Linked DNA regions of Homo sapiens: regions 1, 2 and 4 are each linked to region 3. The links are chromatin contacts, found by Hi-C or POLR2A ChIA-PET in ENCODE. All regions are on one chromosome and are shown on one strand. Each heading gives the region's core, a stretch centred on a gene start or an enhancer-like site at or near the end of the contact. The rest is flanking DNA. Distances are from core to core; before and after follow the strand shown.

Region 1 (6,541 bases), core at 3,084-5,583, 5.3 Mb after region 3:
TACTCCCAGCTACTCAGGAAGCCGAGGTAGGAGGATCACTTGAGCCCAGAAATTAGAAGCCAGCCTGGGCAATATAATGAGACCTCCATTTCTAAATAAAAAGGGGGAAAAAAGTTGATCTCCTGGAGGTAGAGAGTAGAGTGATGGGAAGGGGCAGGAGGGGTGAAGAGAAGTTGATTAATGGGTACAAACATACAGTTAGATAGAAGGAATACATTATTCATGTTTAATAACACAGTGAGGTAGCTATAGTTAACAATAATTTATTGCATATTTCAAAATAGCTAGAAGATCTGAAGTGCTCCTAACACAAAGAAATAATAAATGTTTGACATGATATATATCCCAAATACCCTGATTTGATCATTACACATTGTATGTATGTATCAAAACATCACATGTATCCTATAAATATGTAAAATTATTGTGTATTAATTGAAAAAAGTAACATAAAAATAAAAAATAAATATCTAGAAATAGAATTATTAGGTAGACAGATTTTTCAAGGTTTTTAAAACATATATATAGCCATATCCCACAAAAGGTTATGCCTATTATGTTCCTACCAGAAACATAACACAATGTCCATTTATCCATATTCCAAGCAATATACTTAGTATTATCATTCTTAGACATGTCATTGGTGAAAAAAATGATGTCTCATTATTGCTTTACTTTGCATTCCTTAAATTACTAACAGGGTGGATTTATCAGCCATTTGCATTTCTTTTTTTTTTTTCTTTTTTTTTGTTTTGAGACGGAGTCTCACTCTTTTGCCCAGGCTGGAGTGAAGTGGTGCGATCTCAGCTCACTGCAACCTCCGCCCCTTAGGTTCAAGTGACTCTCCTGCCTCAGCCTCCCAAGTAGCTGGGATTACAGGCACGTGCCACCACGCCCAGCTAATTTTTGTATTTTTAGTAGAGACGGGGTTTCACCATGTTGGCCAGGCTGGTCTCGAACTCCCGACCTCAGGTGATCCACCTGCCTCGGCCTCCCAAAGTGCTAGGATTACAAGTGTGAGGCACCATGCCCAGCTGCATTTCTTCTTTTTTTAATTTTTAATTTTTGTGGGTATATATTAGTAGTAGGTATATATTTATGGGATATTTGAGTTATTTTGATACAGGCATACAATGTGTAATAATCACATTAGGGTAAATGAGGTATCCATCACCTCAAGCATTTATTCTTTGTGTTGCAAACAATCCAGTTATACTCTTTTAGTTATTTTTAAATATACAATTGAATTATTATAGTCACCCTGTTCGGCTATCAAGTACTATATTTTATTCATCCTCTATCACTATTTTTTTGTACTCATTGCATTTCTTCTTTCATGAATTGCCTGTTCATGTCATATGCATCTGTTTTTACTACAGGGGATGTCTTTCTCTTATTAACTCATAAAAGGCTATTACATGTTAAATGTATCAATTATTTGTCTAACATTAACATTTCCCAATCTATCACACTGCCTCTTTTCTTTTCTTCTATACCACAAAGAGATTATCTTTATATCTACCATCATTCCTATCAAAATGTTTTTTGAACACACCTGTTGTTCAATAGATGCTGCCTGAACTAAAATATTTCTTCACACGTCCCTTCTATACAATTGCTAATCCTATCACTCTAGTCAAATAGCACAATATGCATAGCCATGATAATGGAGCTTCAATTAGTCTACCTTTAGACTCTTTCCCTCCAAAATGGAATATAAACTATAAAAACATAAACTGTATTATAAACGAATAGCATAACCACACTGAAAGAAGTGAGGAAGAAAAATTATCTAAGCCACTTTAGAAAACAATATTTTAACTGAATACTATAAGCCTAGAGACAAAAAGAACTACACTGTACTCTATTTAGTAAATGTGTTTCTCACAGGAACATAGGTCAGAAATCCTGAAATTACTTTATGTGTATACTAGGACTGAAGAAATAAGAAAATATTTTGTAGAATGCCAAGAGTCAGATTTCTCACTGTCAGATAAAAAGTTAAAAATAAGGGACAAAACTAGAATGAACCCTGTGGTGTTAGACTAGAAGCAAAGCTACTGGGATGAACTTTTGTTTTTAAAAAGTATATGGATAGACAAATACAGAAATAAACATAGATCTTTGTGTATGCATGGGTATGCATATGTATAGACTGGTGTCTTCTGTGGGGCCCTGGAAGCAATGTTACCCCAGTAGCAATGAGCATCCCTAGAGCACAGATCTTTGTGTTTAAATACTATTCTCCAAAAAAAGAAACTACGGGTCGTTGGAGAAGTGGCTGACTATCAGGGCTGAGGCACAGAAAACACAAGATGAGCCTGGGGCATCCTATGGTACCAGAAAATTAGGAAGTTCCAAAAAAGAAAAAAAAGGATGGAAGCATGCTGAAAAGCTACAGAAAGCAACCTGAAAGAAAACTCCCAATGATCAAAGCTGGAACAATTTCAAACATAAAATAACACAAGTGTAGGATAACAACCAATAGAAAAACATCTAAGTCCACATGGATACAAATAAATAACGGAATACAAATAAACAAATGGGAAATGGGCAGCTCATCCTTACAGAATAATTTCAATTAATAAAGAAATGAGGAAAGTAGAAAATCATCATTAGAACACCATAGTCATAATAATTGCTGAAGGCAAGATCCACCAATGGATGTGAAATTTAGCAAGGGAAAGTCTGAGGAGAAACAGGATATGCGTACGGTTTAAAAGCTCCCCCCCAAGATGTCAATTATAAGGAGAAAAATAAGACCTTTACATTGGAGAATCCCAGCAGACACTCTCTACCAAGTGATCAAGATTAACCTCACGAGCAATAAGTCATATATATCAGCTATGCTCATATGATGAACTGAGAAGGGCACACACACTTTTGTGTTCTTAACAAAAATGTATAACCTTAATCTAATCATGAGAGAACACTGGACAAACCCCATTTGAGGGGCACTCTACAAAATAACTGACCAGCATTCTTCAAAAGTGTAAAGATCAGAAAGAGTATAAAGACAGAAAAAGACTATCAGTGTAAAGACAGGAAAAGACAGAGGAACTGTCACAGACTGGAGGAGACCAAGGACCCAAGACAACTAACTGCAATGTCGGGTCTTAGAGTGGATCCTAGAATAGAAAAAGGACATTAATACAGGAAAAAAAATCACAAGTTAGTAATTCAGTTAATAGTATTATACTAATATTAACTTCTTGCTTTTGATAATTGCGCTATGGTATGTAAAAAATTATTAATGGAGGCAATAGGGAACTCTGTATTACTTTTGAAACTTTTCTGTAATTTTAAAATTATTTCAAAATAAAAAAGTTTTTTAGTATAAGAGGATGTTTCACGTAAGACAGGTAAAAACATTTAGAAGTCAAAGAACTGCCATCGTATTCACTGCATTAATACTTGGAGAGAGGGGTGCCAGGACTGTGCCAGGTGCTTTACAAACTTTATCATGTAGTGCTTACAACTAATATGAGATGGGTACCATAATACTCATGTTTCCCAGTAAGTTACTTAGGAGGTTATTAATAAGTGAAAGACCCCATTTCTCAGGAAACCCAGCCCCCAAAAGTGACGAACACCTTCCATCGGCCCAGAGCTCCCACTTTTCAGGATACTAGTGGCGCCCGATTTCTTCCGGCCCGCCGCTTAATGTTTCTGACTTATGGAAGAGATACCGAATTTGGAGAGAAAAGTCAAAGTAAAGTCTCCTCTCTGAACCTCGGTTAGCTAAAAGGAGGGAGCCAAGGTGTGGGACCTTCTGCCAACCACCTCTGGGTTTGGCGAGCAGGGGCTTCCGGCCTCTCGCTCCCAGTCCTCCGAGCCTCACTACCATCGAGCGTCGCGTCATTCCTCGCAGTGTCACCCACAGCACACCTGGGCCACACACACCAAACGCCCCCACCAGCGAACGGATGCGCGGGTCTGTCCCGGGACCCAGACGCCAGCGACCCTGGCGACCCGGGGCCTACAGCGCGCCAGAGACAGGACGCGCGCCGGAAACTTTTCCACCCCGCGACCCCGGGAGGCCGTCCTGCTCGCATCGTCTGCGGCCTCCCTATACCAGCTTCCAATAAAGCTTCCAAAAACGAAACCAAGCGAGGCTCCGCCACTTCTGAAAAACAGGAGGAGCCACCATGGCGCTCGCACTTCGGATCCAATGCCCTACTTGCCGCCCAGCGCCTCTTGCGCGCGCCACACGGGCGCCAGGCCCACCAAGCCTGTGAGGGCCCGACGCCCCCAAAGGCGGCCTCCAGAGAGCCCCTTACCTCCCGCCGGGGCGCTCGAGGCCGGTCGGTGGGCACGGCGCAGGCGCAGGAGCGACGGGGCGGGGCATCACGAGGGGTGGGCAGGGTTGGGCCCCGCCCCCGCCCCCGCCCCCGCCCCGCAGGGCCCCCAGGCCGGGCGCTGGGGGCGCACAGGTGAGTACAAATGCGGACGCTGCTGAGAACAGCGAAAGCCTTTTTCAAAAGTGATATTGATTTACGTTATGGGGTTGTGACTCGAGCCAAGAGGAGAGAGACGCACAAACGCTCTTTAGGTCTGCTTGTTGTGTTTAAGACAATTCATGCTTGTATGGCCGACTGCATTTCGCAGTTTTCCTGTCCGTTTTCCTCTGTTCTTCCTAGAATTTTATTTGCGGGTTGGGCATGTATTCTTAGCTCTGTTTTGAAACTGAAGCTCAGAAAGGTGGTGCCTCCCCATCCCGTCCCCAAAAGCCCTGTGAAGTGGACAGGGCAGGAGTGCCATCTTAATTGCAACAGGTGTAAAAATTAAAGCTCAGCAAATTGTGGTTTCCTCCAAAAACTGGTGGAGGGCTTAAGGCAAACGTCTTTATCCCGATTTTATAGATTATGACTCTGGGGTTTAACAAAGAGTTTTAAGTGACTCACTCCAGTTCAGCCAGCTTATGGCAGAGCTGGAACTCCAACTGGGTGTCCTAATTTCCTTCCCAAGTTATTCCAGTTAGACCAGCTGCAACCACATGAACAAGCAGGTGGCCGGCTTTGAAGCCTTGTCCAAGTCACAGGTCCTCCTCTCTTCATGGCCTAACTTCCAGATCCAGCCCTTTTAAAAAGATGTCTGTGAATATTCAGATGACGTGCTTAGAATGTATTCACTAATGGCATTGTCTCAGAAGTGATCAGGATGTTCAAACCACAGTTAAGGAAACTGAGTTCTTAGGGTCTTCCAGTAGAGTAGGAGGTAAACAGGGAAGATTAGGGGCCTGTAGATCCTTTAAAAAGCCTTGAAAGACAATTTCTAAAACAAAGCACCAAATCTACCAAGCAATTTGGATTTTCTTTGGGGACATAATGTATACTGATATTTGTTTTACAATGAGCTCCAGAATGTATTTATCAAATTTTGATTCTAAGGAGAAAAATTAAAGTATTAGGCAATACTGTGAGAAAATGTTTTTTATGCAAGGATCAGTGAAATAAGATCTTTTGAAATAAAAGATCATTTGTGTTAAGTTCTGAAAAAGCTTCCTCAGGTACAAAATCAGGAGGTGTGGTACTCAAAGATTCTAAATTTGGACCTGGACTTCTAAGTTGTTATATGTATGTTTGCTGTAAGTTAGGTGTGTCAAAGTAGTAGGATAAACATTTTTTTTTTTTTTTTTTTTTTAGACAGAGTCTTGCTCTTTCGCCCAGGCTGGAGTGCAGTGGCATGATCTCAGCTCACTGCAACCTCCACCTCCCAGATTCAAGCGATTATCCTGTGTCAGCCTCCTGAGTAGCTGGGACTACAGGCGTGTGCCAACATGCCCGGCTAATTTTTTGTATTTTTAATAGAGACAGAGTTTCACCATGTTAGCCAGGATGGTCTTGATCTCCTGACCTCGTGATCCGCCCGCCTCGGCCTCCCAAAGTACTGGGATTACAGGTGTGAGCCACCATGCCCGACCAAAACCTTTTAATCTAACTGTTGGTTAGCTTGATTTATAATCTTTAAATATTCAAACATATGGTGTGTGGACCTCTTTTGTGTACTCTAGGTCATCAAGTTGTTAGGGGCAGGCCTGCTACTACTGGCCGACATTTTCCTGAAGTCCTAACTGAACCCAGCAAGTCCAAACAAAACATTAAGTGTATATGTTGGAAAGAAAATTAAAAAAAATTCTTAGGGTGTTATGATTGATTGCTTTCTTGGAAAATCCATGGAATAAACTGAAACTAATTCAATAAGATGGCTATAAAATACCTCTCCTAAACAACAATCATCAATTTTAAAATGTAATGAGAAGAAGACTGGGCGTGATGGCTCATGCCTATAATCTCAGCACTTTGGGAGGCCAATGAGGGAGGATTGCTTGAGGCTAGAAATTCAAGACCAACCTGGGCAAAATAGTGAGACCCCATTTCTAAAAAAAACAAAAAAAACGTAGCTGGGTATGGTGGCATGTACCTATAATCCCAGCTACTCAGGAGGCTGAAACAGGAGGATCAGTTGAGCCCAGGAGTTTGAGGCTGGAATGAACTATGATCCCACCAGCCTGCACTCCAGCCTGCAGAAAAGACTGACA
Region 2 (6,698 bases), core at 39-2,538, 5.1 Mb after region 3:
AGGTATATAGCCAGTACTCAGTAGATGTTTGTTGGATGAAAGGTCACAGGCTGAGTGCTAAGTCCAAAAAGTGAGCAGGATCAAAGTTTAATTTCTTGAATAATGAGTTCATACTTACAAGTCTCTGCTCTTTTAAAATTTCCCATTTCAACTATCTTTGGGCTCTGTCAGGGGCGTGGACAAGAGATAGGAGCACTAGTCTAGGAGTTAGGCCGCCTTGGTAAGAGTATTGGCTCTATCACTGTCTAATTTTGTCACCCTGAGAAAGCCATTATGCAGGGCTCTTTTTTTTTCTTAAGAAAAAATGTATTTTTTGCCCCTTTAAGAAAATAAATCATTTTTTATAGAAAAAAGTCAAAACCACTTTGATAAAGTGCTATAAAATGCAAAGGTGTCATCATCCTTGCCTAATTATACAACAAGCCCGTGTAATAAATGCTCTAATAATTATAACCGTACAAAACTAGAGGTACTGCAGTCACACTCATAGGAAGAGTAATTCTGATTAGGACTAAAGGGTTGGTTGTTCGGGAAGTTCTCAGAGATGGTGACATTTAAGATAGCATTCCAGAGAGAGAACGGGTAAGGCCATTCCAGGCAGCAGGAAAGCTGAAGCAAAGGCGGGAGCAGGGAGAACCACAAAAGCACAGTGTGCCTCCTGGGTACTAAGCAGAGATCGCGTGGGCTCCTGGACCTCACTGAGTGTTTGCAGAAGAAGCCGCAGAGCTACCTGGGGCCAAGTTAGGATCCTCGACTGCTTTGCTAGGGAATTTCGTAATTATACTGGAGGAGCGATCCACGCCTTAGCAGCAATCACTCACACAGTTTTCCAGTTTACGACGTGCTATCCCATCCCGTACCACATCTACTCCTTACAGGAGCCCTCAGAGACAATCAGGGATAAGTCATTGACTCATTCAACTGAGGCCCCGAGTGGTGGCTCTGACTTTATAATGCAGGAATTAGAGCAGAAAGAAGAGGCAGCGGGCGAGGAGGCCAATGATGGAGGCTCAGGCCACAGCCTAGGCCAGGAAGGCCGTGAGTCTGCAGCAGGGGCCAAGGCGGTGCGGACCGAATGATCTGAGCCTCCCCAGCCAGGCCCCCTCCTACTCACCCTCGCCTCCTCCAGGACTGACGTCCCGGGGGCGGCTCCAGGAGGCGCAACCCGGACCGGGCCGCCCCTCCTGCCGGGCCGGTACACTATATCCAGCCAGGTCAGACCCCACGGCGCTGAAGCTAGCCGAGCCCCTCAAAAGGCCGCCCGAGGCTTTCGGCCGCACATCCTTCTGGGAATTGTAGTTCCCATCCTCTGAAGCACCGCGTACACCCGCCCTCCGCCCTTCTATCCCACAGGACCCCGCGCGCAGAGGACTCAGTGGACCGGGGCCGAGAGCCCAATGGGAAAGGAAGTTCTAGATGACGGACGACGTGCGGGGTGAGGCTAGTGCAGGACTACATTTCCCGAAGTGCACCGAGGTGGGCAGGACCCGGAAGTGAGGGTGTGAGAGGCCTCTCTGGAAGTTGTCCCGGGTGTTCGCCGCTGGAGCCCGGGTCGAGAGGACGAGGTGCCGCTGCCTGGAGAATCCTCCGCTGCCGTCGGCTCCCGGAGCCCAGCCCTTTCCTAACCCAACCCAACCTAGCCCAGTCCCAGCCGCCAGCGCCTGTCCCTGTCACGGACCCCAGCGTTACCATGCATCCTGCCGTCTTCCTATCCTTACCCGACCTCAGATGCTCCCTTCTGCTCCTGGTGAGTGAGGGAATGACAGACCCATCGACAAACGCACGAACGGCCTCCGGCCCTCGCCCAGGGGGAACACTGCTACTCCTGCCCCTGCTTTTCCGTCTTTTCCTGCAGTGTTTTGGAGTGCACCCTCCCCCGCTGCCCTCACTCTCGCCTGTCGGCTTCCAGGCGCGGAGTCCCCGAGGCCTGAGAAACCAGTGTCGGGGGAGAATGGGAGAATTAGCCCTGAGGGACTGATACGTAGTCACGGCGTAGGAGCTTCCCCTTCTCCCCGAAGTCCGGGGGTTTCGGTTTCGAGGGCTAGTGGACCTGGTGGTAGCTTGAATCGGAAAAGACCAAGCATAGACCTAGCGTTCCTTCCCACCCTCTCCATTTGGGAAGAGTGTGAGGTCGACAGGTGCTGGGGTTGTGTGACTCTCACTGGGTCTAGATCCCTGAAGCGGTGCCCGGGTTGGCAGATCCCTCTGTTGTGGCTTGATGCGATTGGTTGGGAACCCGGAACTGGAGACTGGTTTGGATTCCACTGGGAGAATAGAGTTTGAAGGGTGGAAGGTGTGGTTACCTGACAATCTCAGCTCAAGGCCTCCCTCAAATCTTATTGCAACGTATTTCCCCATGGAAGCAGATTTCTTCTTCATTGCGCCTTATTTGAATATGCATTCATTCCTAACTGCCTAACCTGCTCAGCATCATCCCATCTTAAAAGAATCTTTCCCTAGTCCCTCTTGCCCCAGAGTACGTCTTGAGTGTGCAGACTAATTGATCCAGGCTTCAGGTCAAATTGAGACAAAAGCGAAGGACTAAACACGTATGGCAAAATGGCTTATATTTAATTGGGCTGTTAATTATAATGTAATATTTGAAAGTACCTTAATTGTAGTAGATTTTTAGAAATTCAGATTTAAACATTAAGAACTACTTTCTTTACAATTTAAGAAACGATTTAGTGACGCATATGAAGTCACACAGCTAGTTACAGGCAGAGCTGGGATTAGAAACAAGTCTCTTGACTTCCAGTGCTTATTCCGCCATATCCCATTAAATGTTTAATATTTGTGTTTGAAATAGTTCTTTCTTTTCTTTTGTCACTTGGACCTTTTCGGAAAAAGCACTGTAAAAAACTAAATGGCATGTCAAAGTACTTTTGAGAACAAAAAGTTGTGTATAAACATTGTAATATTAAATGATAGAGTGTCTTATTGCCACTTCTTATAAGTATACAACAGTGAATGACTTCTGTATCGAGGAAAATATTCTGTATAGTGTTGTTTCTTGGTGATTTCATTATACACTGTGATACATTTTTCCTTCTAGAAGTGTTAGAATAATACCATTATTAGAGACCACTCTCTCCTTAAGAAGACTGGATACTAATCTTATCCACAAAATGGCTTGAGTTATGAATTGTGTGCACTTTTAGGAAATCAAAAAAAAAGGGCAAAAATCTTAAGATATTGTAAAGAAAAGTTGAGACACTGAACAGGCAAACTATATCAGATGCACTTTCCTCAAATGGTATGGTTTGGTTGTAAAGCTAAGTTATGAAGAAGAAATAATTTATTTTGGAATAACTCATGCTTTTTATAGAAAAACCTAATCTTGTTAAATATGAGTTTTTTCCCAAATAGAATCTAGATTTAACTAAAATCTAAGCATTTTGTATAATTATCTTTCTAAGCAAATGTAAAGGCATAAAAATCTGGAAAATATGTTAGAGAATACCTGTAGATATGAAAAGGCTGAAAAAGCCCCAGAAAAGGTTTAAACTAGAATTACAAGTCAAACTAGATTTAATTGGAATACAGTGTTTACCTAGTTTTAATACTCATATGCTAGTTAGCAAATATTTATAAAACATCTATCCTGTCTAATCGCAACTTTGAGTTGCTTACTTAACTGGTAATTCTCTCCTACTGATGGAACCTACTTACTCAGTATTCTCGCTGTCTAATAATTTGTCCTCTTTGTTCCCCCGTGTACTTTTTTCCTACTCTTCCAACTTTCTCTCTCAGACCTCAAGTTTATTCCTTCTTACATACAGATAAAGAAAAGCCAAGTTCCCATTTAGCTGAGGTCATCATTTTTTCCTTAAATGGCCTCCTCTAAAAAGCTGTATATTCTCTTACTATGATAATTTTCTTCAGGCACTTTGTACCTCAACCCTAAAGAACTAGACCTGTTCAAATTTAGTGGTGTTCATATAAGATAACAGTTGAAACATAATCCCAAACTTCTGGAGGCAAGTAGCTATCTTTTCCCTGATCTCAAAGCATTTTGGAATATATCACTCTGCCACAAAGCCTTTCTGGATGGGTAACTAAACACAAAAGCTCAATGTGATAACTTTTTTTCCTGAGCTTTTATATGTATATATATCTTTTATATATATATTTATTTGCGTCTATATAGATTTTTATTTACATATATTTAGATAGATAGATTTAATTAGCCCTTTTCTGCTTATCTTCCTATCTAAGGTGGGTTTATTCAGGGTTTTCCGCTGGGAAAATGATCAGTAAGGGGGATAGAAATCTTGCCTGTTTTTCCTGCACTGGTTGTGTACAAGTTTTGAAAAGGCGAGATAAGAGAAATAAGACTAAATTGGAAAGAAGTTGTCTCATGCACCCTAGGTAACCTCTTCTGTAGTTCAGATTTGTAGCACTGCAGTCCATTTGTTTTATTGAAGATGTGTTCTCATTAATCTCTTGATAAGTATGTTTATAGATCATAATTGTTACTAGTCGTAATTGTCCCGCATGTGAACACTTAAGGGTTTTGCCATTGTTGTTCTCGGTTTGTTCAATATGTATAGGTAGTCAAGAAAAGTTTGCTTAGTTTAGGTAGCTATGTAAATTTGAGAGCTAAGTAAACATTTATTTAATCGTTACAAGTACCTTAAAAATAAGCACAGTAGAATTCAGAGATGTCAGTTTTATCCTTTAATGTTAATAATATATGTAGATTCCAGTCTTCAGGAAGAGTACTTTTGGAGGCATGCAGTTTGATTAATACCTAGGTGAGGTTTTATTTATTTTGTTGATTTAACTTACCCTAGATCAATAGTTTACAAAGCCTGGCTGCTCATTAGAATCATCTGTGGCAGTTTTAATAAAATGATATCGGGGCCCAATACCAGGTCAGTTATATCTGTGAGCCCCAGAAATTAGTTTTAAAAAAAAATTTCCCAGGTGACATACTAAAGTATGTCCCTCTAAAAGGTAAGAATTAAACAAAACCACAATACCATTATCACATCTGGAAAAATTGACAGAAATTCCTTCATATCATCAAATATCTGGTCAGTGTTTGGGTTTTCCTGATTGTTTCCCTTTTTTTAAAAAAAAATAAACAGCATTGTTCAAAGCAAGGGCTATATAAAGTCCATCTATTCCAATTGGTTCATATGTCACTTATAAAACTTTTTAAATCCCTAGGTTCTCTCTCCATCTCATCATTTTCCTTATAATTTGTTTAGGAAACTGATCCTCTGTCCTGTAGCATTTGCCACATTCTGGATATTGCTGATTGCATCCTTGTGGGGTTTTATGTTTCTCTGTTCCTTGTGTTTCCTGTACATTTGTAATTCAATTTATGTGGTCCTAACCACCAGCTGCATATATATTGTTAGGTTCATTTGTTTCATTTATCTTTCAATTTTTAGTTTTTAAAAATTTACCTTTTATTTTATAATTATATAAAATCTCTTCCAAAACTAAATCTGTAAAGCTAACTATATTTGGATAAGTCTAATTTGTTTGTCTCTTTTACTGTCTTATCTCCCTCTTAATAAAATAGCACTTTTTTTTTTTTTTTTTCTTGAGGCAGAGTCTAGCTCTGTCACCCAGGCTAGAGTGCAGAGGAGTGATCACAGCTCACTGCAGCCTCAACCTCTGAGGCTGAAGCAATCCTTTCACCTCAGCCTCCTGAATAGCTGGGACTCTGGGACTACAGGTGTGTGCTACCACACCTGGCTAATTTTTTTTAATTTTTGTAGAGACAAGGGTCTCACTATATTACCCAGGCTGGTCTTGAACTCCTGGCTCAACTGATCTGCCTGCCTTCCAAAGTGTTAGGATTATAGGAATGAGCCACTGTGGCAGACCTAGGAAAATTTTTTTTTAATTTTTTTTTTGAGTTGGAGTCTCACTGTGTTGCCCAGGCTGCAGTGCAGTGGCACCATCTTGACTCATTGCAACCTCTGTCTCCTGGGTTCAAGTGATTCTCCTGCCTCAGCCTCCCCATTAGCTGGGATTACAGGCGCTTGCCACTGTGCCTGGCTAATTTTTATATTTTTAGTAGAGATGGGGTTTCACCATGTTGGCCAGGCTGGTCTCAAACTCCTGACCTGAGGTGATCTGCCCGCCTTGGCCTCCCAAAGTGCTGGGATTACAGGCATGAGCCACCACGCCCGGCCTGGAATACTTTTTTAAAAACTTTTTCAATTTTATGTCCCTTTCTTCCTTTTTTTTTTTTAAAGGTACAAGCTATTTGTATTTATTTTGGCATATATTTGTTTCTCCCTCCACTTGGATTAAATTGTAGCTTATTAGTCACACTTTTCCCCCACCTTTTTTTTAACTTAAAATTTTATTCTAGAGATGCGGATAGAAATTTTGCCTATTTCTTTTTAACTGCTTATGCTTCACTGGATAGATACCAGTTCACTGTTGTTACCATTCTTTTGCTGTTACAGATAGCTCTGCAAACAATAGCTTGTGCTTACGTAATTTTGATAGTGTATCTTTGAGATAGATTTCTGTACTTGCAGTTGCTAGGGCAAAAGGTAAATGTATATGTAGCTTTGTAGGTATTGCTGTATATTTGAAATTACTCTCCGTATAGGGGTTGTGCCATTTTATGACCTCACCAACAATGTAATAGTTTCCCTGTAGCCTTGATTAAAAAGGTATAATGTCAAATTATTGGGTATTTGTCAGTCTGATGGGTGAGAAATGGT
Region 3 (7,437 bases), core at 567-3,066:
GGAATCTTTAACTACACCAAAAAGCCTGACTATAATGCTAGCAGGAAAAAAAAAAGCTAACGGGTAAGCAAACACTCAAAAAAAAAAAAAAAAGACTGGAGGAATAGGATGATAGGATGGATACCTAATAAAACACAAATGTCCCCCATTCATCTGCAATTCTAGTCATTTTCTCTCTAACAGATCTCAGATTTTCAGAACAAGTATGCAGGTTATTTAAAACTGAGTTATATATAGTCATTTAGCAGCAGCAAAAACACTTCTGGCATTATCACAGATGCTAGCTTTCTGGAGGAATTTTTTCCCCCCAAACTAGCGTTTTTCTTCACCAAGAACCAACCATCCTTTATTTCTAAAAACAAGAGCCCTTTTCTGCCCCCTAAAACAAACAAATCACAGACCACAGTTAATGAAACTACGCTAATGAAACTGTGAGATTACATCCCAGGCGTTGTCAGAGCCTATTTTTCATACACCACCACAAGACAGTTTGATGCAGTATTCCTGATTGCTTTTTATAGTATTTGTAAATACACTCGCTAATCCACTAAATTAGGTAATTTACAAACAGGTCCTCTCAGTTATTAGTGGCCAGTAGTCGAGTTCTATTACATTTGATCCTCGTACAGTTGTCTAAACATTTCCACCCAGGTTAAGGGCTCGGATCCGAGAGAAGGAGGTTGGCGAAATTTGGATGGGGGCAGGGTAGAAGCTGAGAGAAATCTCTGCATCTCAGCCCTCAGCGACAACATTCAGCCAGTGCCCACAGAAAAACTAAATTCGGAACCTCTTCCTCCTGTTACACTGGCAACAAAGAGGGAGTTTCCGTAGCGCTCCCGTCACCCACCAGGTGCCCAATCTCCTTCCCAGCCCAGAGTCGGCGCTCCCGCAGGGGCCTCCGAGTGCGGGGAGGCCGCGGGGCCCGGGTCACGGCACTAAGGGGGGATGGGGTGCAAGCGAGCAAGCGAGGTCTGCGGAGCGGGCCGTGGAAGGGCTCCGGGACCCGCTGAAACCATCTGAACCCAGCCAGGGGGCAGCGGGCAAGAGAAAAGGGACAGAATATCTAATGAAGCAGAAACTGGAATTCGGTGGGAGAGGTGAAGAGCTCTTGCTGGGGGTACACCTGCGAGGAGCACAGAAAACGGGCGGCGGATGGCGGGGAGACTCCACGGAGGTGGAAGAGAGGAGCCAGGCCCGGAAGAACAGGGAAGGGGATGCCACCTGGGGCAGAGGAGGCGCCAGTGCAGCCTCTACCTGCAGGCGGGCGGGACGGGCAGCTCAGGTGTGACTGGGAGGAGGGGGCCGACTGGGGAAGGGGCCGGGAAGAGCTGAGGGCGCACTAGGCGCCGCGCAGAGGCGCCTTTGAGTCGGCAGCCGCGGAGCCAGCGCACGGGCATCGGCGGGACCCGGCGGACGGAAAGGCGGAGTGGGGGTCTTTGGACTGCACGGTGCGCTCAGGGGAGGCTGGGGACAGCGAGAGGTATCGGGCGGCGGGCGCCCGCCGCGCGACGCGGCGCACGGGAGGCATCCGGGCGGGCGGCCGGGAGGCGGGAGCCCCTCACCTGCGCGGCGGAGGAGGCGGAGCTGCAGCAGCCCATGGCGGGGCCGAAGGAGCCCGGAGGCGGCGCCGGGCGCGCAGCTACGCCCCGGAGCCCCTCGGCATGCGAGCCGGCGGGCGCCCGGGGAGGGCGCGGCCTGGCACCGCACGGCTAGGCGGCGGCGGCGGCTGCAGCGGCGGCTGGTACTCAAGAGGCGGCGCGGCTAGAGGCAGGCGCCGGCCACATCCCCCGGCGGCGGCGACGGCGGCTACGCGTCTCCTGCTCTGCTCCTGCTGCAGCAGCTGCTCCCCAGCGGAAAGGGGCGGGCGGCGGCGGCGGCGGCGCCTCCCTCTGTCCCCCCGCCTCCCGCCTCCCGCGCCCAGTCCCTCTCCCGCTCCCTCTCCCGGGCCGCCGCCTCCTCAGCGCCGCGCGCGTCTCCCATCAGACTCCCCGCCCCCAGTGCAGCGCCGTGCTGGTGGCAGGGCGGCGGCAGCCAGAACAAGGCCGGGCCCTTCCGCGCGTGTCAGAGGCTGCGCGGCGCCGGGCTTATTTAGCTGTGGCACCGAGGCAGCTCTCTGCCTCGAGGCTGGAGGGCAACGCGGTCTGAGGCAGCCAAAGACCGGGCCAACTCGCTGCCAAAAAGGGGCCGGATTGCTTCCGGATCTAGGAGGCAAGCGGGACTTCTCCCTCTCCCTACTGGACGCACAACTCAGGATCCTGATGGCTTCTTACCGCCCCGTCGGCTGTTTTTTTTCTCCAGAGGAAAGCGTACACAAGAAACCTTTCCTGGAGAAGGAATAGGTGATAAGAAGACGGGAAGAAACAAGCATCTGTTGCTACTGTCCCCATTTTGCTGATGTGGAAACTGAGGCTTGAAAGGGACCAAGAACCTAATGAAATGTTCCCAAGGTTGAAATGGTAATAAATAGCCAGAAATGAGGAAAAGGCAAAAAGTTATCCAGGCTCGCAAGTCAAAGCCATACTGGATCTAAGCTAAACTTTCTTATACAGGATAGTCTACAAAAAACAATAAGGGGACATTAATTTATTCATATTAAAAATACTTACTGAAGACACACTACGTTCCAGTGACTAGTACTGGGAATAAAGAGGCGAGCAAAAGAGACTTACCAAGTTCCTGTTGCTAAATCAGTAAGACTCAAGGAAGTAGCAACAAGTTAGAGTAGACGTGGTAACTACCTTCAAGAAATTTACAATTCCAAACGAGTCGTTAGGAAATACAGTATGAGGTGAAAACAGTTAAAAAGTGAAAGAAATAAAACTAAAGATAATGATGTTAAAAAAAACCCCACATTATCAGGCACTGTTATAGCCTTCATATGTCATTTCATCTTGTCAAAGAATGTCTCAAAAGACAGCCACAGGAAAGAAAAGAAAAACTTTATTTGCAAAGCTGCAAGGGAGTGAGACTTCCAAAAGGACTGATTCACCAAATATGAGACATCAAGTTTTAAAGATTAGTTAAAGTATAGAGGGAAGAAAAGAACACAGAATTAAATTGACTTTACATGCACTGAAAGGGAATCTAAGCCAAGGAAAGTTGGAATGGTAGCCTGTAAGGGGACAGCTACAGAAAGGGCCAGGGAAGAAGAATTCCTAATTGATGTTTTCCTATGCCATTTCCTGAGTTCGTGACTGTGGACGAGTTATCTCTCCAAATCTCATTGTCCGCTTCTGTGAAATGCTGGTAGCAGGGATGACTGCAAAGGCTTGTGGTCAAGATTAAATAACATAAGAAAGTGCTGCTAGGTCAGCAAGTACTCAACTGATTGAGATCTTGAATTCTTCTGCATTCTTTCTAGTTTCCTTTCAGGTTAATCAGAGGGTCCACCATACCACGGAGCTGGCGAATCCTACATGTGTTTCCCATAACCATTAAACCAATAAATACAAGTGAAGACATAAAACTAATGGTTCTAGTCCCAATTCTGGTTGTAAACTCCAGAATTAGATTGTAAACTCCCTGAGAACAAGGAAAAGTATTTTCTCCTTTGTATCTCCCTCAGCTCTCTCAAATGTTTGTTGAATTATTCAGTGCAGCCAAGAATAAAAAACATTCCCTTGAGATTTTCCCTCAAAGCCAGAAAAGTACATCTTGTTTTTAACTCGGGGAGGAGGCTGAAAGTAAAACTACAGTCCTAAACAAGAAGCCATCTGTCTTCCTTCTTTATAGTCAAGGAAAGGGGAGTTGTTTCTCTTTGCAGAGTCAATATGGGAGCATTTCTCTCAGATTAGAAAAATCTTTTTGGCTAGTGCTGCCGTTCCGTGTAGTAGCTAGTGCTTATTCTGTAATTGGAACTGTAGAAGGAGATAAATGCGTAACAGACTGTGGCAGTGCTTCATAAAATGTATTTTGCTTTTTTAGAGATCTCTTTCCTAGACATAGATAATGGGTGAATATAATTGAAAGCAACTACAGTCCGTTGTGCTTGACTGATCTGCACTCTGGTTTTCCCTTTAAGTGTTAATAGAACTAAGAGTTCTAAGATTCTGCAAGGTGCTTTGTAAATACACCAATTATGTATGTATGCACCATATATGCATATGAATCTGATGTTTCAAAATTATACTTCGTCATTAGCATGAGGGAAACTAACAGCTCTTGCATTGATATGCTGTACCTTCTAAGAATGAGTCTCTTTCCCATCCCCCTCATGCCCAAAAAAAGCCTCGTAAAAGGAGTGATTTAGAGAGGGGCAAATTACTATTCCTTTTCACTCTTATAAACAAGTACACACAGCATTCAATGAAATTAAACCACAGCAAACTCAGAAATCACAAAAGGGATTTTTTTTTTCTTAAGCCAGTGATCAGGGTACTTATCTACTATGGTGAGATGTTACCAGGGCAAGCCCCTTCGTAGGGGCTTAGGTTGTTTTTCTTTTTCTTTTGGGAGAAAGGAGGTTTTTAGAAACTTATGTAAAAACCATCTGCGCTAACCAGGATAAAATTATAAGGTCTATCAATCTTGGTGCTGCAGGGTAAAATCGGATCACCAGCTGAGCCAGCCAGAAATGCTTCCCAGTGGTCTGGTATTGCATAATTGGCTGTGTGAATTCCAAGGGTTCCAGCTTCAGGTGGAGGTCTTGGTGCTGGTCACTCACTGAGGGAAAACATTGAATTAATGGTCTTTCCAATGATTTTTATGAAGCCTGACTTCTTGTTCACATGATTTCAGGTTTTGGGGTAACAGAAATACAAATGCGTCTCTACATGTATATGTCTATAACTGCTCAGAATAGTCCTCTTAATTTAAAAACCGTGGCATTTGGTGCTGTGGCTGTGTTATTTACATTTTAGCACATACTGTGCTCACAGTCACATCCCACAAGAGCTTATTTGCTTCAGCAGAGCCCTAGCTTCCAGATTTGCCTCACAACCTCTTCCTCCTGAGCATTCACATATCACCCCAGGGAGATGCTCCAAAAGCCAAAACTAATTGTAACCAAGGGCTGTAACTGTTCATTCATTGCCAGAGAGGCAAGAGCAGTCTCTATTTGAGAAGGTAGAAATGTATCTCAGCCTCCCAGTTAAACCAGAAGTTAGAAATCCACTTTACCTGAAGAGAGCTTTCCCTAACTCAGGCATGCAACAGAAAAAGACAACATTGTATTCAGCAAGACTGGCAATTCTTAAGTCCTTAGCTCTGCAACTTTGTTTCTGGTCACACTTGTAAGTTGATGTTCCTCCAATATTTATTAATAACTCTGGCTTTTATTTGTGGTTTCACTTGGATTTTTGTTGCAAGATCAAACAATGTATGAATTCTCTTTAAAATGCTTGTTATAAACTTGTGTTTAGAGGGGTGTATCTTCCTCCTACTACTTTTCTGAATGACTTTTTTAAACATTGTAGTCATTCAATTCATTTAATAATTTTTATATTGACTGCTTTCTATGAGCTAAGCATGTTCGATTTTGATTAAGTAGCCTGTGCTCATGCATCAGTTCTCAGGGATTTGAGCTGTTTCCAACATAAAATTAGTGTTGGTTTTTCATTTTGGGATGCTGGGATGAGGAAGGAGAGGAAATGGAAGCAGGGTGATGAGTATTAATTTGAGAAGGAAAGAAGAAATTTGTAAAGTAGGGAAATCTATTTATTTAACAGTGCATGTCTTGAGCCATTATAATGAACCAAATACCTAGCTGGGTGCCTGGGATTCAAAGACGAAGTACACTCCTTGCCTTTAGATCATTCTTAAGGGGTGGAAAGATATTTAAACCAAGAACAGAGTATAGTTTAAATGTAATGAAAGGGAAAAGTCCACATACTATATAAGCGTAAAGGAGGTCCACAAAGATTGATTTTTTTTTTTTTATTTAAAAAATGCTGTTACATTTTTTTCCCTATTAACCCTTTCTTACTTCCACTAGACAAGTTCCCACTGTGTACCAAAAGCCTAGAAAACAGTTTGGTATCCAGGAATGTTTCATAAATATTTATTCAATGAATGAATGAATTTTGTCAATGAGTCCCTAGGAATTTAGATTTATAAATGCCTAGAATGTCTCAAAGGAAAGCTTATCTTAAATATTAGATTACTACTTTTTAAAATACTTGTTGTTGCTGTTGTTTTACTGTAAAACTTCTGGTATAAAATAGGTTTATTTTTCTGGCTGGGCACAGTGGCTCATACCTGTAATCCCAGCACTTTGGGAGGCTGAGGCAGGCAGATCTCTTGAGCTCATGAGTTCAAGACCAGCCTAGGCAACATGGCGAAATCCTGTCTCTACAAAATATACAAAAATTAGCCGAGCGTCGTGGTGTGCATCTGTAGTCCCAGCTACTCAGGAGGCTGAAGATGGGAAGATGGCTTGAGCCTGGGAGGCAGAGGTTGCAGTAAGCCAAGATGGCACCACTGCACTGCAGCCTAGGCAATAGAGCCAAATTTTGTCAAAAAATAATAATAATAATAATTTTTCTAATATTGGAATTATAAAAGGCTTTTCTTTGGATAACACTAACCTAATACCATAGTAAAAGACAGATAGGATTAACTACATAAACATTTTAAAACTCCTACATGCAAAAGATACTACAAAATGAATACAAATGACAAAGAGATAAATAATACTTGCAAAGTCTATGTAAAGGTTTACATAATACACAAGAAGCTCCTATTTAAAACCAAAAGAAAAAAGAAAAAAAAACCCACTCCACAGAAATATGAGTAAAGGACATAACAGACAAAATCCACAGTGAAAGAAATACAAGAACTAATAAAACGTGAAATGTTGCTCAGCCTTACTAATAATAAAACTGTAAGCTTAAAAATTAGGAGACATCATTCCTCACCTAGCAAATTGGCAAAGATTTAAAAGCTTAATAATAACCAGTGTGAGAGAAGGTCACAGTACTCTATACATGATTAATGGTGATATAAATAGTTACCCTCTTTCTGGGGAGAAGTTTAAGAATTTGTATCAAAATGTAAAAGGTGTATTCTTTTAACCCAGCAGTTCTTACCCTGAGAATATCCAACAGCAATACAGTTTTGTTTTTAATAAGGACAAATTGAGAGAAAACTAAATTTCCATAAACAGAAGATTGGTTAAGTAATTGCTTAAATAATAGGAAGCACTATGCAACTGTTAAAAAGTAAGAGCAATCTGTATTTAATGACATGGGCTATGCATAACTAAAATATACCATCAACTAAAAACAGTAGTTTACAAAACAGGATTATGATGGAATCCTGTTCATGTCAATCGTTGTGTGTGTGTGATGTAAACTGTGTGTGCACAAGCACGTGTGTGCATGTTTGTGTAGATGAGGTTGTGAGGAATATGTACCAATCTGTTAACAGCAGTAACCTTTGGAGAAGAGGTGGGGATAAATCGTGGTGAAATAGAACCAGACAGAAGAGAGACATGTTCTG
Region 4 (7,129 bases), core at 4,548-7,047, 6.4 Mb before region 3:
AATGTTCCATTTACCTACGATAAATCTGTACAAGCTAAATTAAAATGTCTAGTACTCAGTTTCTGGCTAGTATTATATCAAGTCAGTAGTTTTCAGGTTGATTAAGAACTCTGATTGGTTGTTGATTACATCATGTCAGCCAGTCATGGCACCAGGATCAAACACAGCTAGTATATAATCACCCTTGGCCATAAGTAGGGAGTAACCACTGAAATTAACGAACCAGTAAAAACTAACATTTACGGGTTCACAGCAGAAATAGTAAATGTGGTACATACACTACCACATCATTTTTCCAGGGCCATGGGAAACATTACTATCAAATATGTTACTCTTTCCCACTAAACCCAGAAAAGGTCTCAAAACTCTTAAAAGGTAAGAGTTTTGTTCCAGGTAATCATGACCAATCAGGATTGGCATATGAAATGGAAACTATATGCCATCTGTGGACTATAAATTAACTTAATTTGGTTGTTTATCAGCATCACACCTAAAATAGAAATTTATATAATTTTAGGGTTCGGTGCATGTGCCAGTAATCGCAGCTATTTGGGAGACTGAGGCAGGAGGACTGCTTGAGCATAGGATTTCAAGACCAGCCTGGGCAACACAGTGAGACCCTGTCTCAAAAAAGAAAGCAATTTATATAATTATAAAATATTTTTATGATTATTCGATTACTATGAATGACTGATTAAATACAATCTGGGAAATGTTGAAAAAGAATAGTAATACATGCAGTTCATTTTTTCCCCAAAACAGAGTCCCTGGGACAAATACCATAAAACTGATCCTTGGTGGAGAAAATGCTCATTACTATAATACCTCATGAAACTACATCTCATTCCTGGAACAAGCCTTGCACACTCATGACTCTATGTTTCTGTTGATCAAGTTTCCCCTCTACCAGAAATGTCCTTTCACCATCAACCTTGGTGACTTCGTTCCTGATCAACTCAAAGGGTACATTCTTCTCTAATCCAAGAAGACATAATCACTTCCTCTCAGCACAGCAATATAATCTGCACAGACTTGTATTATATAACTTATATAATAACTGAACAATAAGTATCTGTTTCCCTTGTTATTAAAAACTTTAAGTCAGAAACTGTGTCTTTTCCTTTGTTATGGTCTCCTCCAAGCCCCTATGTCAGTCCCAGTTAAAGAAGGGGTTGAGTAAGAGAATATAAGGAACGAACAATAAACAGAAACGTAACAGGGCAGGGAGTTCAGAATCGTTTTTTGCTAAATTCTTCCTAAGTGCTAAAGCCCTGCCACATCAGACTGGTAAAAGGAAACTGAAGTGTTGTTGTAACGCTTCCCTTCCAAGACAAGTCTGGAGTAGAATGACCTCTCTACACATCCTTTCAACTTATCAAATAGCCTTCACCTTCATGCCAGAAATATTCCCAAGACCTTTTCTAGGCTCTTTTCTTGTGATCCTGCAAAATGCCATCAAATTCTACGCTTTTGCATTTTTTACCAATCATAGTTTTTCTAAGTGCATCCTTTCAAGTTGTTCTCTCATCTGCTTATTTCTATGCCATTTCTCATATTTCATGTATTATCCAATTTTTATCTACATTCAAAAATTATCATTCTCACTTAAAAACCCTCAGAACATTAAAAGTAGAAGTGCAATTTTTCTCTCATGCAGGAATTTTTCACTCATAACCGTCCAATTTACTTATCTATACCACTCTTTAAAACTGCAATTAATTTGAGTGAAATGGCAGAGGGCGTTGCACATACCAATGTCAAAATGCCAGAAATCCACTTTCCATTTCCATTCTATCTGAATGCCTCCAGATAAGAGTTTTTATAACATTAATGCTCTGATGTGCCAGACACTGTGCTAGGTGCTATGGATATACGCACAAAAAATGAGGAGCATGGTTTAGTAGGAAAGAGAGACCTACTCAGTACTTAAATGCAGTGTGATAAGTGCTATAGCCACTTTAAAAACATGTAAGTGGGACCAGATTATTCTACCTCATGAGATCCAATGTTGACACAGAGGGTAAGTGTCCACTTGTTTAACTTCCAAAGTCCATAAACTCCCTAAATCCCCAAAAGTCAAACACACTAAATACAACTGCATGGTCTTAGTTTATAAAGCAGTGTGTGAAATCATAATGGTTTGAAGTTTTGCTGAGATCTGGAACTGTAATTTATTTGGGAATCTGAACTAAGCATGACTTGGTGAAAGCATGAGGCCAGTGCCTTTGCCTTCCATTATTACCCACACTTCTTTTTTTTTGGTTTTCCTCCATTTCTCCATGCACAGGTAAAATCTTTTTGCTAAAATAGTGATGATCAAATGTCATATCTTCTTGTCTTACCAACTGTATTTAAGTCATGTTAGTGTACTTATTTTTTAACCACCACCACCTAAAAAAAAAAACAAAACCCCCTCAAAAGGGCATTTATTTGACCAAAACCACCTCAGAATCATAAATCCACTGATGTTTTACATAATTATAGTTTCCATTTTGGTGATGCATTTATTATCAACATTCAGATACAGGCTTCTGCATCCCGTTTTTATTCCAGAGCCACTGGAACTCAGCTTCTCCCACTATTCTATCTGACCTGCTCTTAGCAAACGCCACCTGGACCTTTTATCCTTCACAAACCCTTTTTACAGCCGGAGGATACAATCCAAACAAACAGCCATTACATCTCCATTGCCTCAACGGATAATGTGCAAGGCTGAAGCCCTCCAAATTGGATGACCTCAGTTCATTAAAACCTTGCATTACCCAGAAAACATATTCTTTGGCAACTTCCTCACAATTCTCCGTTATGACAGAAGTTAAAGCAGACCACCCTGTAATAATTGCTCCCACAGACAGCAAGTCAAAGTCCTTATCCTTATTCCAAGAGAGAGCATCTTCAATGAGGTAAATAGTTCTTGGAGGTGCTCCACTTGGAAGATGAATATATGTTCATCTCCATAAATTTAAAATGCAAGTTTTCAAAGAGTTCTGCTGGGTCTGATTTTCCAGGGTCCAAAATATCTCCAGACATCCCTTTTGTCTCACAGATAATTTCCACAGTAAGACAGTGGGCGTTCTGGGGGAGCTACAGAACACTCCCCTCATTCCCTCCTCCACCAGTACAACTCCACTTCCACTCCCCTGTTCCAAGATATTTGTAGCTATCACAAACCCGTCAGAGTCAAGAGTACAAGTGTTACCTACTCCAGACATACTGGTCTTTAACTGCCTAAACGTTCCTTGATCTTGAGTGGATCACTTATTTTATCTAGCTTTTCATTAGCTGACAATGAGTGGTAAACTTTAGGGGTAGAAACCTTTAGAGGCAACCATATAGATTCATCAGATCAGTTCCGGGATGGGGGCACTGATCAGTCTCTCCTGGTGGCCCTCCCAGCAGGAATCTCTACCATCACTATTTCTACCCTCTAATCATGGCACTTGTTTTCAAAGTTCTTACCAACATGCTCACCATTCTCATGCCAAAACTACTCATCTCCACTCCTACAAAGCCCAGCAGAAGGCAACAGCTGGCAGTGTTTCTGCTGCCCTCTCTTCTGGAAGTTCTCCATCTTCCAGAAGATGGGTTGACACAGAGGGTAAGCGTCCACTTGTTTAACTTCCAAAGTCCATAAACTCCCTAAATCCCCAAAAGTCAAACACACTAAATACTATTGCATGGTCTTAGTTTATAAAGCAGTGTGTGAAATCATAATGGGATAACTGATATACAATCCAAATATCACTATCTTTAACCTAATTATCTATATCATCCTAACAACTACTGCATTCCTGACACTCAACCTAAATTCAAGCACCACAACCTTATTACCATCTCGCGCCTGAAACAAATTAACATGATTAACATCCCTAATCCTATCAATTTTACTATCCCTAGTAAATCCCATTATGATTTCACACACTGGTCCAGGGCTCCCTCACGCACCAGCAGGGCTTCTGGCTGACTACAAGGAACAGAGGTTGGAGCTTCATATGCTGAAGTGCCTTGGATGGAGAGTTCTTTCCTATTTTTTCTGGAGTCTTTTTTCCATCACTTTTTACATAATCGGCAACAAAGCCCTTTGGGGCCTCAGCACTTTCCCAGTTCCCCAGCCATCCCTCAGTTAACTGCCAATAAAAATTACAATCTCACTAACGCTAGTGAGAATTTAATGAACTAGGTAAATTAAATTTTACCTAGTTCAATTCACCTAGTTTACCTAGTTCAGGGCCCGCCCCTCCACCACTCATTTTATGACTCCAAATTATCCAAACTGCTCTGGAAGGCATCAATAAAGTTGTTAGCTCCTTGACTATTTTCAGCTCTGGAAAAACAATCTGGAGGAACAATCCAAGGTAAAATTATATCCACTCAAAGTACAATCATTAAAAGCAGGCTACCTGGCAACATAGAAAATTTTGCCTCGGGAAAAAAAAAAAAAGGCTAGAAAAGAAATACTTTACAACTACAATCGCTGACGCATTAGTATGATGGGGCCCTTCAAGCAGTAATACCACCATCAAGTACGATTTATACTTCGTGATGTCCTAGATGGTTTGATTTTTTGCAGTAGTAGAAGAAAACAGCATCGGGCTAAATCTCTCATCCCCACAAGACTCAATAAAACCTGTCAAATGAAATACAAATACATATTCACAAAATATTTCCTACTAGAAATTCTCAGAGTTTTGTACCCAAGTCATTAAGCACCTATTTATGGATCCTATGGAAAGGGGGGCGGTTCGCACACTTATCATTTAATCCCCATAATAACTCTGAGAGGAGGTATCATGGCCTTAATTTTGCATATGAAGAAACAGCTATTTCAACATAATAAGTCACTATCCAAGGTCATACAGGGGTGTCACAGCAAAGACTCACATCCAGCCTTTTGACTGGTGTTCATTGTTCTTCTCAGTGTTTTCTTAGTTCCTTAAACCCAAACTAAGCGTCACCATTAACACTATTTCCAGAAACCAATTTTCTGTCATATCAAACTGATGCGATCACAGTTGTCACTTGATATTCGAGACTTTCCCTGTTGTGGGCTACCCCAGATCCTACTAATAATGATCACCCTGCTTTTCGAATGTGAAATGCACGTTATTAAAATATTTTCACGAAATCGTAAGATGGCCAAAGTTTTGCATAACAATGTCACAAAAAGGAAGAGGGCAAGGAGGCTAGCTGTGCCCCCCAAGGCCCCGTGGGGCCGACTCGGCTCTTTCACAGGGCCACGTGGGAAACGTGAGTATCTTAAAGGTCGCGGTGGTGGCTGTGCTCAGTTTCGGGGTCACAGAGGCCCACGCTCCGCGGACCGGGGTCGGAAGGCGCCGTGGGCTTCCCGCGGCCAGTCTTCGAAGCCCCTCCACGCCCGCAGGCCTCACCTTGAGTGTCTCGTAGGCGGTTGCCACCAGCAGGAAAGCCTCCTCGGCGCTCTGCGGCGTCCGCCCGGGGCCCTCGTCTCCGGGCTGGGGCCGGTAGCGGTCAGGGTGGTAGCGCCGGGCCAGCTGGCGGTAGGCCCGCGCGATCTCCGCCTTGCCCGCCGAGCGGCTCACGCCCAGCACCTCGTAGCAGTCCCGCGTGCCGCAGTAGAGCCCCTCCACCAGGGCCCCCGCGGGCCGCACCAGCAGCAGCGCCGGCAGCAGGGGCGCCAGCAGCATCCACCAGCGCCGGCCGGCAGCCCCGGCTCCCCAGCCGGGAGAGAGCAGCGGCGCCCCCATCCCCAGCCTCGCTGGCGGCTCTGCCACCCCAGCGATTCTGCAGCACTCAGCCGCGCGCCCGGCTAGTCCCGTCTGGCCCCAGCTACACGTCAGCAGCCGACGCCTCCGCGCAGGCGCACAGGGCGCGGCTACAGCAACTACTTCCTTCGCAACCCGTTGGTAGGGAGAAGGACGCCTCAGCCACTAGGCTGCTTCCGGTGTGTCACTGAACACCTTCCCCGTACCAGCAGCTGGAGGATTTGTTTGGTAGCACCTGGGGGATGGCTCTGTCCCGGGCGCACTTAGGCGGGCTGTGCGGAGCGCTTTACCTTCCACAGTGTCCGGCACACGCATCCTTTTCGACATCATCACTTGACCTGCTGCAATAGGTAACCTACCTGGCTCTCTCGCATCCCGTTATCAGCGTCAAGAAGATTTGCACGTAGGCCTTTAAAGCCAGCCACCAGCCCCGGGCGCCTTCCTCTCACTAACCCCATGCTGCCTTTCCAAACGGAAGATGAACTTAGCAATTCTAGGCGCTGCCTGTGTACTAGGTAGGGACCCTGAAAGTTCATAGCCATCTAGTTCAGTTTTTCTCAGCCTCCACGCTATTGACATTTTAGACCAGATAATTCTTTGCCTTTGAGGGGCTGCCCTTTGCATTGTAAGATGTTTAGCAGCATATCTGGCCTCTCCACACTAAATGCCAGTAGTGCCACCACCCCCAGTCATGACAATAAAAAATCTCTGTACGCGGGTCTGTGCGTCCACCTTGGGCTGCGCGTTCCCGGGACAACCTGCTGGAAGGATCAAGCGATCCTTCCAAAATGCTAGGATTACAGGCGTGAGCCACCGTGCCCGGCCTACATTTGAATTTCAGATAATAATTTTTTAGTATAAGTATGTCCAAAATATTGCATGGGACTATATGGCAACATGAAAAACTTTGCCTCAAAAAATCTGTTTCTATCATTCATCTGGTAAATGTTTATTGAGTCTCTACTCTGAGCCGGGCACTGTTACTTAGGCACTGGGGATACAGTGGTGAGCAAAGTAAACAAGAAGCTCAACTTCAGAGAGCATATATTCTGATGGAGGATGACAGTCAGTAACAAATAAATAAACGTTCAGATATAATCAACTCTTTTAATAAAGTGAAATCAAATACTGATACATAGCATTATATACTTATAATACATAATGAATATACATTATAATTTTGTATTTCTCATTGAATAAATATATATCTCTCATTACATATATCTCCCTCATTACATATATAATATATATAATCTCATTACACATATATGTCTCTGTCATTACATATATAACATATATGTGTCTATTTTTCACCTCAGCCCACTAAATATTGCATGGGACTATATAGCAACATATACAGTTATATATGTAATGAGAGAGATACATGT

The links. A loop is a pair of places that touch in the nucleus more often than their neighbours do. ChIA-PET counts read pairs that join two places held with the same protein, here RNA polymerase II (POLR2A). Pooled maps may share reads with other maps.
Region 1: a map of CD8-positive, alpha-beta T cell shows a loop between it and region 3 (9-fold over the local background). The contact joins the promoter of STX17 here to the promoter of SLC44A1 in region 3. A Hi-C loop is called at or near these places in 2 of 168 maps with a recorded cell type or tissue (CD4-positive, alpha-beta memory T cell and CD8-positive, alpha-beta T cell) and 5 of 50 pooled maps. POLR2A ChIA-PET finds 5 or more read pairs at or near these places in 1 of 52 experiments (HEK293).
Region 2: a loop to region 3 is called in a map of CD8-positive, alpha-beta T cell, with 9 times the contacts of the local background. The contact joins the promoter of INVS here to the promoter of SLC44A1 in region 3. A Hi-C loop is called at or near these places in 2 of 168 maps with a recorded cell type or tissue (CD4-positive, alpha-beta T cell and CD8-positive, alpha-beta T cell) and 9 of 50 pooled maps.
Region 4: a loop to region 3 is called in a map of CD8-positive, alpha-beta T cell, with 18 times the contacts of the local background. The contact joins the promoter of DNAJC25-GNG10 here to the promoter of SLC44A1 in region 3. A Hi-C loop is called at or near these places in 4 of 168 maps with a recorded cell type or tissue (CD4-positive, alpha-beta memory T cell, CD8-positive, alpha-beta T cell, naive thymus-derived CD4-positive, alpha-beta T cell and 1 more) and 8 of 50 pooled maps.

What each region holds. Positions count from the first base shown.
Region 1 is chr9:99,904,446-99,910,986 of GRCh38, reverse strand. STX17 (syntaxin 17) reads right to left here and starts at 4,333. Exons shown (of 8, transcript NM_017919.3): 1 at 4,281-4,333. It overlaps STX17-DT (STX17 divergent transcript), which reads left to right and starts at 4,386. Exons shown (of 3, transcript NR_038853.1): 1 at 4,386-4,433. RefSeq lists an enhancer at 3,795-4,034 and a silencer at 4,195-4,594.
Region 2 is chr9:100,093,833-100,100,530 of GRCh38, reverse strand. It overlaps INVS (inversin), which reads right to left and starts at 1,288. Exons shown (of 17, transcript NM_014425.5): 1 at 1,115-1,288. ERP44 (endoplasmic reticulum protein 44) reads left to right here and starts at 1,531. Exons shown (of 12, transcript NM_015051.3): 1 at 1,531-1,747. The coding sequence starts at 1,691. RefSeq lists a silencer at 1,015-1,224 and enhancers at 1,465-1,604, 1,615-1,684.
Region 3 is chr9:105,239,030-105,246,466 of GRCh38, reverse strand. SLC44A1 (solute carrier family 44 member 1) reads right to left here and starts at 1,816. Exons shown (of 16, transcript NM_080546.5): 1 at 1,563-1,816. The coding sequence starts at 1,598. LOC112268038 (a long non-coding RNA gene) reads left to right here and starts at 874. Exons shown (of 3, transcript XR_002956866.2): 1 at 874-1,448. RefSeq lists silencers at 874-953, 1,294-1,433, 1,444-2,043 and enhancers at 366-1,269, 1,270-2,174.
Region 4 is chr9:111,630,002-111,637,130 of GRCh38, reverse strand. It overlaps DNAJC25-GNG10 (DNAJC25-GNG10 readthrough), which reads right to left and starts at 5,797. Exons shown (of 3, transcript NM_004125.4): 1 at 5,388-5,797. The coding sequence starts at 5,723. DNAJC25 (DnaJ heat shock protein family (Hsp40) member C25) reads right to left here and starts at 5,797. Exons shown (of 4, transcript NM_001015882.3): 1 at 5,388-5,797. The coding sequence starts at 5,723. It overlaps LOC107987116 (a long non-coding RNA gene), which reads left to right and starts at 5,928. Exons shown (of 2, transcript XR_001746897.2): 1 at 5,928-6,091. RefSeq lists enhancers at 48-342, 1,940-2,084, 5,064-5,113, 5,844-5,933, a cis regulatory region at 2,007-2,018 and a silencer at 5,464-5,753.